Regions from separate parts of the Homo sapiens genome. Here region 1 is linked to region 2. Evidence: read pairs that join two places in POLR2A ChIA-PET (ENCODE). Cell type or tissue: CD4-positive, alpha-beta T cell. All regions are shown on one strand. Each heading gives the region's core, and the rest is flanking DNA. Links, peaks and the distances in the headings are about the cores only.

The links. Peaks named below come from ENCODE experiments on the same cell type or tissue, not always from the same donor. Only the 100,000 strongest peaks of a DNase experiment are listed, where the experiment ranks them.
Region 1: POLR2A ChIA-PET joins it to region 2 with 5 read pairs; 2 of 35 experiments call an interaction of 5 or more read pairs at or near these places.

Annotation. Positions count from the first base shown.
Region 1 is chr19:16,591,710-16,597,078 of GRCh38, reverse strand. All of the region lies in intron 1 of MED26 (mediator complex subunit 26), which reads left to right. Among named protein-coding and RNA genes, the nearest start is that of SLC35E1, 22 kb to the right of the region's middle. RefSeq lists enhancers at 2,001-2,200, 4,516-5,018 and a silencer at 3,560-3,619. In CD4-positive, alpha-beta T cell, for the core only: no CTCF peak of the experiment used is centred there; DNase peaks (open chromatin) are centred at 1,808, 2,278 and 2,768; H3K4me3 peaks cover 1,014 bases; H3K27ac peaks cover 1,856 bases.
Region 2 is chr19:15,342,771-15,348,139 of GRCh38, reverse strand. LOC124904643 (a long non-coding RNA gene) reads right to left here. Exons shown (of 4, transcript XR_007067146.1): 3 at 3,774-3,908. Among named protein-coding and RNA genes, the nearest start is that of BRD4, 13 kb to the right of the region's middle. In CD4-positive, alpha-beta T cell, for the core only: no CTCF peak of the experiment used is centred there; no DNase peak of the experiment used is centred there.

The DNA.
Region 1 (5,369 bases), core at 74-5,073, 1.2 Mb before region 2:
CAGGCTTGGTGTTCTCATGAACCTGGGGGCACTGTTCCCCTCTGGCATCTGTCACCCTCTGACCATGTGGGCGTGGTCTGTGAGATATAGGACTTCGTGATGGAGTGGTGGTCTTCTTGTGAGGTTGGAATATGAACTGCTGCAAGTTGGCCCACCTCATTCTTGGCCATTTGTTTGCAACTTTGGGGCTGTGGCACAGTGTGCCGTGCAAGGGCTACAGGCTGGGAAGCCAGCAGATGGGAAGTGGCTAGGCTGTGGAACCCCGTCCAGGGCCTCACTTTGCCCAAGACACCTGGAGGAGTCTTGGAAGACCTTACCCCAGGTCCTGTCACCCCGTTCCTTTGTGAAGGGCGAAGGGAGTGGCGTGGAAGAGGGGCTAGATCTGCTCTTGCCTCTTCCACTTCAACCCCGCATCCTGCCCAGCATCCCAGGAACATCCCCACCCTGTGCCAGCATGTTCCTGAAGGAATGTAACCTGCTCCAGGTAGAGCAACAATGGCATTGACACATGCCTGTCTGAGTTAGAGCTGGGTGTGGCAGCGTGCAGCCGAGTTGTCTGCATCTCTCCACGCAAGGAGGTGTCCCACGTATGCACTCGATGGCTGAGGCTGTGGTCAGCAATTGTGGGCAGTATGGCTTCAGTGCCAGTCCTAGGAAATTATTTATGAATGTCTGTGCCAGATCCTCTCTCTTGCCTGACTGGCCTTCACGTTTGGAGACACACTGCCATACCTGTGCAGAGTCAAGGGAAACATAAGGAGGGCAGGATAACAGCTCTGACGCAGCATGGGGTTGCTTTCTGGGACCCTTGGCAGGGCACAGCAGATTTAACTGCTTTCTCCCTCCCTTTTGTGATGGGGTCATTGCACTGTGGAAGCCAAGAGCCAAAAACAGTTGAAGCATGGCTGGGCACAGTGGCTTGCCTGTAATCTTAGCACTTGGGGAGGCTGAGGCAGGAGGATCACTTGAGCTCAAGTGAGGTCGAAGCTGCAGTGAGCCACGATGGTGCCACTGCACTCCAATCTGGGCAACAGGGCGAGACCCTGTCTCAAGAAAAACAAAAAGAAAAAAGTTGAGGCAGTACCAGTTGCCATGACAGTATTTGAACTCTCTTGGAGTAAAGTTTAACACCTGGGAATTGATTCCTAAGGAAAAAATGAGAGAAGGAAGCATGTTTGAAGATGTTCATTCCAGTACTGGTTGCAGCAGGAGAACCTAGAAAGAAGTGAACTGCCCAGCAATCGGAGAAGGTTAAGGGAATTATGATACATTAATAGAACATTTAGCTGTTAGACATGATCTTGAAGATTATGTAGCAACAAGAAGTGTTAAATGAAAAAAGAATGCAGTATCTGTGATGCAGTGATATAATTGTTACTGGCACTGGACTAGGACGGGAAAGTCACCCAGGAAAGCATTGCTGTTGGGGGAGTGAAGGGTGTGAGTTGGCTCCACACTTTGTTCTGTGCAGAGCTTGGCCTCTGAGGTCAGACCTGAGCACTGGTCTCCATTCTTGGGTCTGCTGGGCACTCTCAGCCTGAAGCCACCACAGGATGTCATCCCTTCCTGAGTTTCCAGGTGTCCATTTGTGCAATGACAATGTTCATCTCACCTCCTGAGGCTGCTGGGGTTCAAGACAGCGCACATCTGACAACAGCAGTGGCTCAGTAGATGCTCTCAGAGGAGAGGAAGACCACAGGGGCAGGGTGAGAGCACGTGCACAATCAAGTCACCAGGTCCCTTCTTGCTTCCCTCGGTGTGCTCGGTCAGCACAGCATTAGGCCCAATGTGGTCAGAGTGTCTAGACAGTCACAGAGCTGGAAAGAGGTGCGCACGTGTCACGAGTTGGGTTTGAGGAGGGCTGGGGTCAACCATCTCAGGGCTTTGAAACAGGGGTCCAACGCAGAGGCACCTACTGGAGGTGACTCCTGGACTGTGGGCTTTCCTACATGGGGGGTGCTGCCACTGCTCCTGGAGTGTGAATCCGCAGTGAGGGAGGAAGGATCTGGGGTTGGGGCCTGAGGAGCCCCAAGTGGAGGAAGTTGAGACTGTAGAGGGGCCACCGGCAGGAGCAGAGTTCAGGAGGAAGGAGCAGCCCTGGATTCGAGGAACTGCTCTGAGAGGTGAGGCCGAGGCAGGCTGATGGGTCCCTGGCTTTGGTGACAGGTTCCCTGGGTAGAGCCGTTTTGGTGTGGTGACAGGTAGGGTCCAGAGCCAGCACTTTTTAATGCTGCCTTAGGGTGTAGTAAAAACATGCGTTCCTGCCCTTAATTGCACTGTTGCATTTTCTGTGGCTGTGGTTGACTGTCAGCACTTGTGTGGTGAAGATGAAGGTGGGGGAAACCAGATTTTTTTTTTAAGTTAAAAAAGGTTTAAAATATTGAAGAGGTGCTGTTAGCAAATGAAGAAAGTTCTGGTTTTTTCCCCCTTCTTCATCTTCACCGTGGTGAAAAATGAACCTTCTCCATGTCCAGTGGTCTGCCACCTCTGCAGGCCACTTCAGTGCCTCTCCTAGAACCCAGCTCAGACCCCACCTTGCCTTGGACATGTCATGACAAGGGAGCACGAGTCTCGCTGCAGGGTGTCCTCTGGCATTTAGCCCAGGCCAAATCATGGCCTCTCAGGTTGGTTTCGCTGCCCCTTCCCCACTTGTGAGATGCGCGTGGTTCAGGTCCACAGCAGGAAGTACCGGTGAGATCCGCTCCACCCCACTTGGGGCTTGACTGGGGCCACTGCTGTGTGGCTGGGCTTTCCCCAGAGCCACCAGGGGCTGCCTAGCCTTTAGTGGGAAAGGAAGGAAGTGGTTGATTTGGCTCTCGGCGGCAAGTGGCCTCAGGAGCCCTGGTGGCCCTTGAGTGTGCCCTCACTGTAGCCAGCAGATAACACAGGCTTCTACCAGCAAGCTTCCACTCTCCCTGCCTTGCCACACTGTGCCGCCACTATATGGATAATCCTGTCACTGAGTTAACCACAGTGGATTGTTAGGTTTAATTTCCACATTGCTTTAATTCGTGGCTTTGCAAAAATCTCATGTGGCTTCCCTTCTCCCTCCTTATATAACAATTTGGAATAGCTTTAGGATTGCCAAGAAGGTAAACTGGAGAAAATTTGTGTGGTCATAGTAACTTCCAGGACCTCTGCATTGAAAACGAAGGCTCTCTCAAAACACGTTGAGCCTTGCTGAGCAAACATGTTTGCCTGAGAGAGAGCAGCAGAGCCAGTGCCACCATTGACCACAGCTTTGGAGGGACAGGAGAGGTGGCCTTCTGTCTAGCAGCATCTCCAGGACCCACTCAGAGATGGCACCCTTGACCTGGACTTTGATGAAGCTTTGTGAGGACCACCAAGAGTCACTGTGTTCTCATGATCCTCTGGGATGGCCAGTGCAGGTGACAGCTGACAACGGGACAAAGCGTGTTTGCTCTCTAGGTGTTGACTTGCCACAGAGGGAGACCCCTGAGATGTTTGTGATATTGGAGTGAACATGGTGGCCAGCAACCGTGGATGAGGGACTTCATCCACCCATCATTTGGCATGTATCAAGTCCCTGCTAGTTGCCAGGCACTGTTCTAGGCACTTAGGAGGCAACAGTGAACAAAACCAAGGTCCCTGCACCTGAGGAGCAGACCTGCAGGTGGAGGCTGGACCACATGTGAGAAAGCGGGTGTGTTGCAGGCAGTGAGGGCTAAAGAAAGTCTGAGCAGATGTGTGGGCAGGTGGGAGGAAGAGCTCTGTGAGCCAGATGACCAGGGGAGGAGCTCCCTCATGCCTCCCTGCCTCTCCCTTGCTGGAAAGGGCTTGCTTTCCAGACCCAGTGAATGGTGAGGTGGTGATTTGGCCCTGTCCTCTGCACAGCCTGGGCCAGAGGGTGCCGATGAAATATGCAGTGACTTCGGATAGGCACCTCGGCATCAGGTTGTTGGGTCTATGAGATGTCACTGAGGGCCGTAGGAGGATTTCTTCTTTTCTCCTTGCAGGCTGTGGGCTGGTGGCCCTCCTGGGGACCAGGTGCTGGTGTCTGGATTGGTGGGCATCAGTTGCCTGCTTGGCCCACCTACAGAGTCGGCGCCAGCCAAGCAGGGCAGAATTCGGCCAGTCCTGTGGGAGGTTTGGCTGTGAGTTGGGGGTGGTGGTGCAACTTGTTATTTTCGTTGACTTGTGTTTTTAAAACAGAGGGTTGAGTGATGCCGCCTTTGGAACAGTTGCATTCCAGGGCAGTGGTTTGTAAGGCAGTTGATTGGAACCAAGACAGCCATCATCTGCCCTTAGAAAATGTCCCCAGTTGCAATAACTGGTCATCGGTCCAGCCCGCAGAAGCTACTCAGGTCCTTATTGGAGCTGAAGTGGAATTATCTTAGAAACACCGGCTTTGAGGTTTAGAAGAAGGGGGTGCCGTTTTGACCAGGAGCTCTGGGAGCCAAGTGGATGAAGGTGGGGACACTGGTTATGAAGCTGGTGACAGGCTCCACATGTCATGCCTAGGCGAGCGGGTGAGACCTGCTGCTGCTGAACTTTGTTTGGAAGGGACATGTGTGGCGTGATTTGCTAACATCCTCTGGGAGCTCCCCAGCCTCTGCCAGATGCCATTGTCCCTGACAGTGGCCATTGCTGGTTGGTGGCGGTACGTCCCCCACCAGCCTGGATATTTCCTGTCCTTTCATCCTGTTGTGGTTTGTCTGGACCCTGTCACACCACCATCGGGAGAGGCTTTCTCTGAGATTGGCATGGGACGGGACAGGGCCCCACAGCTGTGCCTGGTGGGCTCTGTGGGGTCGTGGTATGGACTCTGCAGTCCCCTCCTGCAGATGGAACTTGGGCACATCACACCCCCTCAGGGTTTACAGTTGTCAGAGGGATTGGATGAGTCACACCTGGGAGGGACTCTGGAAAGCAGGGTGCAGGTGGTGCCAGGAGTGTTACCAGGGAGCCTCTGATTGGCTGGCCACAGAAGTAGGGGTCAGGGCTGCAGCTGGGCACATGGTGCCAAGCAGAGCCCACAGCCTTGGGTGCCTCTGCCCATCATCCCTGTGGGGCTGGGCCTCCTTGAGGGCTTGTTGGAATGCAGCTTCTGATGCAGGAGGTCTAGGGGGGATGGGGATGGGGATTGTGCGTTTCAAAGCAGCTCCCTGGTGATGCCCGTGCTGTTGACCCCTAGGCCACACTTGAATAGGAAGGATCTAGATCAGCTCTCTAGCGGGGAAAGTCAGGATTTCAGACAGATTTCTCACTCTAGGAGCTTAATTCCCATAGGAGAAAACCATGCGGAATTAGGAGGGAAAAGACTCTGTCAGACGCACCGTGGCTACTTTCAGGTCAGGAGGATGGATCCAGCATCATTGCTTGCACCATGTTTTGGGGAGAGCAGACTG
Region 2 (5,369 bases), core at 287-5,286:
GGCTTGGACCTCTTTTGTTCCTAAGTATTTTTTATATGTTTGATGCTATTGTAAAATGAAGTTTTAACATTTCTTTCGTTTGTTTTTTTTTTGAGACAGAATCTTGCCCTGTCGCCAGGCTGGAGTGCAATGGTGCAATCTGGGCTCACTGCAACCTCCGCCTCCCGGGTTCAAACGATACTCCTGCCTCAGCCTCCAAAGTAGCTGGGACTACAGGCGCACGCCCAGCAAATTTTTCTATTTTTAATAGAGACAGGGTTTCACCATGTTGGCCAGATGGTCTCGATCTCTTCACCTCATGATCTGCCCTCAGCCTCCCAAAGTGCTGGGATTTCGGGGGTGAGCCACCGTGCCCGGACTAAAAAAATTTTTTTTTTGAGACAGAGTCTTGCTCTGCAGCCCAGGTTGGAGTGCAGTGCCAGCATAATCTTGGTTCACTGCAACCTCTGCCTCCTGGGTCCCAGTTAAGCAATTCTTCGCCTTAGCCTCCCGAGTAGCTGAGATTACAGGCGCACACCACCATGCCCAGCTAACTTTTGTATTTTTAGTAGAGACGGGGTTTCACCATGTTGGCCAGGCTGGTCTTGAACTCTTGACCTCGTGATCCACCCACCCCGGCCTCCCAAAGTGGTAGGATTACAGGTGTGAGCTACCATAAATTTTTTTTTTTTTTTGAGACGCAGCCTCATTCTGTTGCCCAGGCTGGAGTGCAATGGTGTGATCTTGGCTCACTGTAACCTCAGCCTCCCGGGTTCAAGCGATTCTCCTGCCTCAACGTCTGAGTAGCTGGGATTACTGGTGCATGCCACCACACCCAGCTAATTTTTGTATTTTTAGTAGTGACAGGGTTTCACCATGTTGGCCAGGCTGGTCTTAAACTCCTGATACCAAGTGATCAGCCCGCCTCGGCTTCCCAAAGTGCTGGGATTACAGGTGAAAGCCACTGAACCCAGCCTATTTAAAACATTTTTAATTAAAAATTTTGGGCCGGGTGCGGTGGCTCACGCCTGTAATCCCAGCACTTTGGGAGGCTGAGGCGGGCGGATCACGAGGTCAGGAGATCATAGACCATCCTGGCTAACACGGTGAAACCCCGTCTCTACTAAAAATACAAAAAAATTAGCCGGGCGTGGTGGCGGGTGCCTGTAGTCCCAGCTACTTGAGAGGCTGAGGCAGGAGAATGGCGTGAACCCGGGAGGCAGAGCTTGCAGTGAGCCGAGATCGCGCCACTGCACTACAGCCTGGGCGACAGAGTGAGACTCCGTCTCAAAAAAAAAATTTTTTGTTTGTACTCAGGGGGTCTGCCTGATAATTTTTTTGTTGTTGTTGTTGAGACAAAGTCTCACTCTTGTCGCCCAGGCTGCAGTGCAATGGCACAATCTCGGCTCACTGCAACCTCCGCTTCCCGGGTACAAGTGATTCTCCTGTCTCAGCCTGCTGAGTAGCTGGGATTACAGGCACCTGCCACCACGCCTGGCTAATTTTTTTATTTTCAGTAGAGACAGAGGTTCACCATGTTGGCCAGGATGGTCTCGAACTCCTGACCTCAGGCAATCTGCTCGCCTCAGCCTCCCAAAATGCTGGGATTATAGGCGTAAGCCACTGCATCTGGCCGAGAATGTTTTTAATTTCATTTTTGGGTTGTTCGTTGCCAGTGTACAGAAATACAAGTAAGAGGTTTTTGTGTGTTGATCATGGATGCTAATTTTGTGGAATGTATTAGCTCTAATAAGTTTGTGTGTGTATGTGTGTGTGTGTGTGTGTGTTCTTCAGGATTTCGTATCTATAAAATCACATCATCTGTGAATAGATACAGTTTTACTTCTTTGATTACTGTCTTCCAGTACAGTGCTGGCATTGTTGTAACACTTTTATTCTTTTCTTTTTTTTATTTTTTTGAGACAGGGTCTTGCTCTGTTGCCCAGACTGGAGTGCAGTGGCACAACCATAGCCCACTGCAGCCTCAATCTCCTAGGCTTAAGTGATCCTCCCATCTCAGCCTCCTGAGTAGCTGGGACTACAGGCATGCACCACCACGCCCTGCTAATTTTTGTATATTTTGTAGAGACAGGGTTTCTCCATGTTGCCCAGGCTGGTCTCAAACTCCTGGGCTTAAGAGAAACTTCTCCCAAGGTGATGGGATTACAGGTGTGAGCCATGGCACCCAGCCTCTTTTTTTTTTCTTTTCTTTTCTTTTTTTTTTTTTTTTTTTTTGAGACGGAGTGCTGCTCTGTCTCCCAGGCTGGAGTGTAATGGCACGATCTCGGCTCACTGCAACCTCCGCCTCCTGGGTTCAAGCGATTCTCCTGCCTCATCCTCCCGAGTAGCTAGGATTGCAGGCACATACCACCATAGCCAGCTAATTTTTTTGTACTTTTAGTAGAGATGTGGTTTCGCCATGTTGGCCAGGCTGGTCTCCAACTCCCGACCTCAAGTGATCGCCTGCCTCAGCTTCCGGAAGTGCTGGAATTTCAGGTGTGAGCCACCGCGAGCCTGTGTTTAAAGCATATTTACATCCCCAGTAATATTCCTCTCAACTGAATTCCATTATGTTGATGTGGAAGACCGTTTATTCCTACAAATCCTATATTTCCAGCCAACTCATTCAAGCTGGATTATTTCAATAAAGAACAGAGTGTATATAACATCTCCTTTTCGGGTCTAAGTCTGAGTCACAGGTCAACAAGTTGGGCATTTGTGTCTGCAGGGCCTAGGCATTGTGGGTGCACAGATCACCATGTTTTCACTTAATAGGCCACCCAGCCCATCGCTACCCACTCAAAACGACAACCGATCCTGCCCTGTGGGAAATGCCTGGGGATTTTGGCTTCTCAGATGCCTACAAAGACTTGGGAACATTTCTCTAAATAGATGTGAAGAGGCAGAGTTCAAAAATGCATGCAAGTTTCCCATATTTGCTGGCAGAAAATTATCTCTGAAATAACTGCTAAATACTTGTTGTCCTCTTTAGAGATTACCCACATGGGCCGGTGACTAACTTTAGGGAAATGAAATGTGTGAATGTGAGAATTCTCTACTACAATGGTCCCCAAAAGGAAAACTGTAGCCTCCCTAGAGAGACATAAGTTCCTAATTCCTCCTCACAAGAGGACAATGAGAATGACAATACCGATTACCCCAAATGAATTAAGACCACAACAATTCTCCGCAGTGTTTGAAATACACTTTGTCGGCCAGGCGCAGTGGCTCATGCCTGTAATCCCAGCACTTTGGGAGGCTGAGGCGGGAGGATTACCTGAGTCTGGGAGTTCGAGACCAGCCTGACCAACATGGAGAAACCCCGTCTCTACTAAAAACACAAAATTAGCCAGGTGTTGTGGCACATGCCTGTAATCCCAGCTATTCAGGAAGCTGAGGCAGGAGAATGGCTTGAACCTGGGGGGCAGAGGTTGCAGTGAGCCAAGTTCACGCCACTGCACTCCAGCCTGGGCAACAACAGTGAAACTCTCTCTCAAAAGAAAAAAAAAGAAATAAACTTTGTCAACTGGATGGGCACGGTGGCTTACACCTTTAATTCCAGCACTTTGGGAGGCCGAGGTAGGAGGATCACATGAGCCCAGGGGTTTGAGACTAGTGTAGGCAACATGGCGAAAATCTGTTTGTAAAAAAAATGCAGGCTGGGTGCAGTGGTTCACGCCTGTAATCCCAGCACCCTGGGAGGCTGAGGTGGGTGGATCACTTGAGGTCAGGAATTTGAGACCAGCCTGGTCAACATGGTGAAATCCCAGTTCTACTAAAAATATAAAACTTACCCTGGCATGGTAGCGCATGCCTGTAATCCCAGCTACTTGGTAATCCCAGCTACTCCGGAGGCTGAGGCAGGAGAATCGCTTGAACCCGGGAGGCGGAGGTTGTGGTGAGCCAAGATCACGGCATTGCACTCCAGCCTGGGCAACAAGAGTGAAACTCCGTCTCAAAAACAAAACAAAACAAAACAAACAAACAAAAACAACGGCAAGCAAGCCGGACGCATGGTGGCTCACGCCTATAATCTTTGCACTTTGGGAGGCTTTGGTGAGGATCACTTGAGTCCAGGAGTTTGAGACCAGACTAGGCAACATAGGGAGACCTCATCTCTACTAAAAAAAAGAAAAAAATTGCCAGGCATGATGGCACACACCTATAATCCCAGCTACTTGAGAGGCTGAGGCAGGAGGATCGCTTGAGCCCAGCAGGTTGAGGCTGCAGTGTGCTGCGACCATGCCACTGCAGTCCAGCCTGGGCAACAGCGCAAGACCCTGTCTCAAAGCAAAACAAATAAACAAACTGGCAAGCATAATAGTATATACATGTCTTTATTTTCACTTTTTGAGACAGGGTCTCACTCTATTGCCCAGGCTGGAATACAGCGGTGTGATCTTGGCTCACTGCAGCCTGGACCTCTCAGGCTCAGGTGATCCTCCCACCTCAGCCTCCCAAGTAGCTGGGACTACAGGGATGTGACACCATAGCTGGCTAATTTTCTGTATTTTTGCAGAGATGAGGTTTCACCATGTTGCCCATGACGGTCTCGACCTCCTGGGCTCTAGTGATCCCCCGTCCTCGGCCTCCTAAAGTGTTAGGATTACAGGCATGAGCCACCATGTCCGGCCTACATGTGTTTATACATTTGTCAAAACCCATAGAATATACAACACAGAGTGAATGAACCCTAATGTAAAGTACAGGTATTAGTTAATAATGTATCGGTATTGGATCTATACTGGCTCATCAGCTGTAACAAATGTAGCACACTAATGTTAATGCTGAGATTGGGGAAAATGGGGTGGAGGGTAGTAGTAAGGGCATATATGGGAATCGTACTTTCCACTCAATTTTTTTTTTTTTTTGAGATGGAGTTTTGCTCTTGTTGCCCAGGCTGGAGTGCAATGGCGCGATCTTGGCTCACTGCAACCTCTGCCTCCTGGGTTCAAGCGATTCTCCTGCCTCAGCTTCCTGAATAGCTGGGAGTACAGGTGTGTGCCACCGCACCTGACTAATATTTTTGTATTTTTAGTAGAGACGGGGTTTCATGTTGGGCAGGCTGGTCTCGAATTCCTGACCTCAGGTGATCCACCCGCCTCAGCCTCCCAAAGTGCTGGGATTACAGGTGTGAGCCACCACGCCCAGCTTCAATTTTTTTTTTTTTTTTGAGATTGAGTCTCGCTCTGTTGCCCAGGCTAGAGTGCAGTGGCGCGATCTCGGCTCACCGCAACCTCCTCCTCCTGAGTTCAAGTAATTCTCCTGCCTTAGCCTCCCAAGTAGCTGGTATTACAGGTGCGCGCCACCATGCCCGGCTAATTTTTTGTATTTTTAGTAGAGACAGGGTTTTGCCATGTTGCCCAGGGTGGTCTCAAACTCCTGACCTC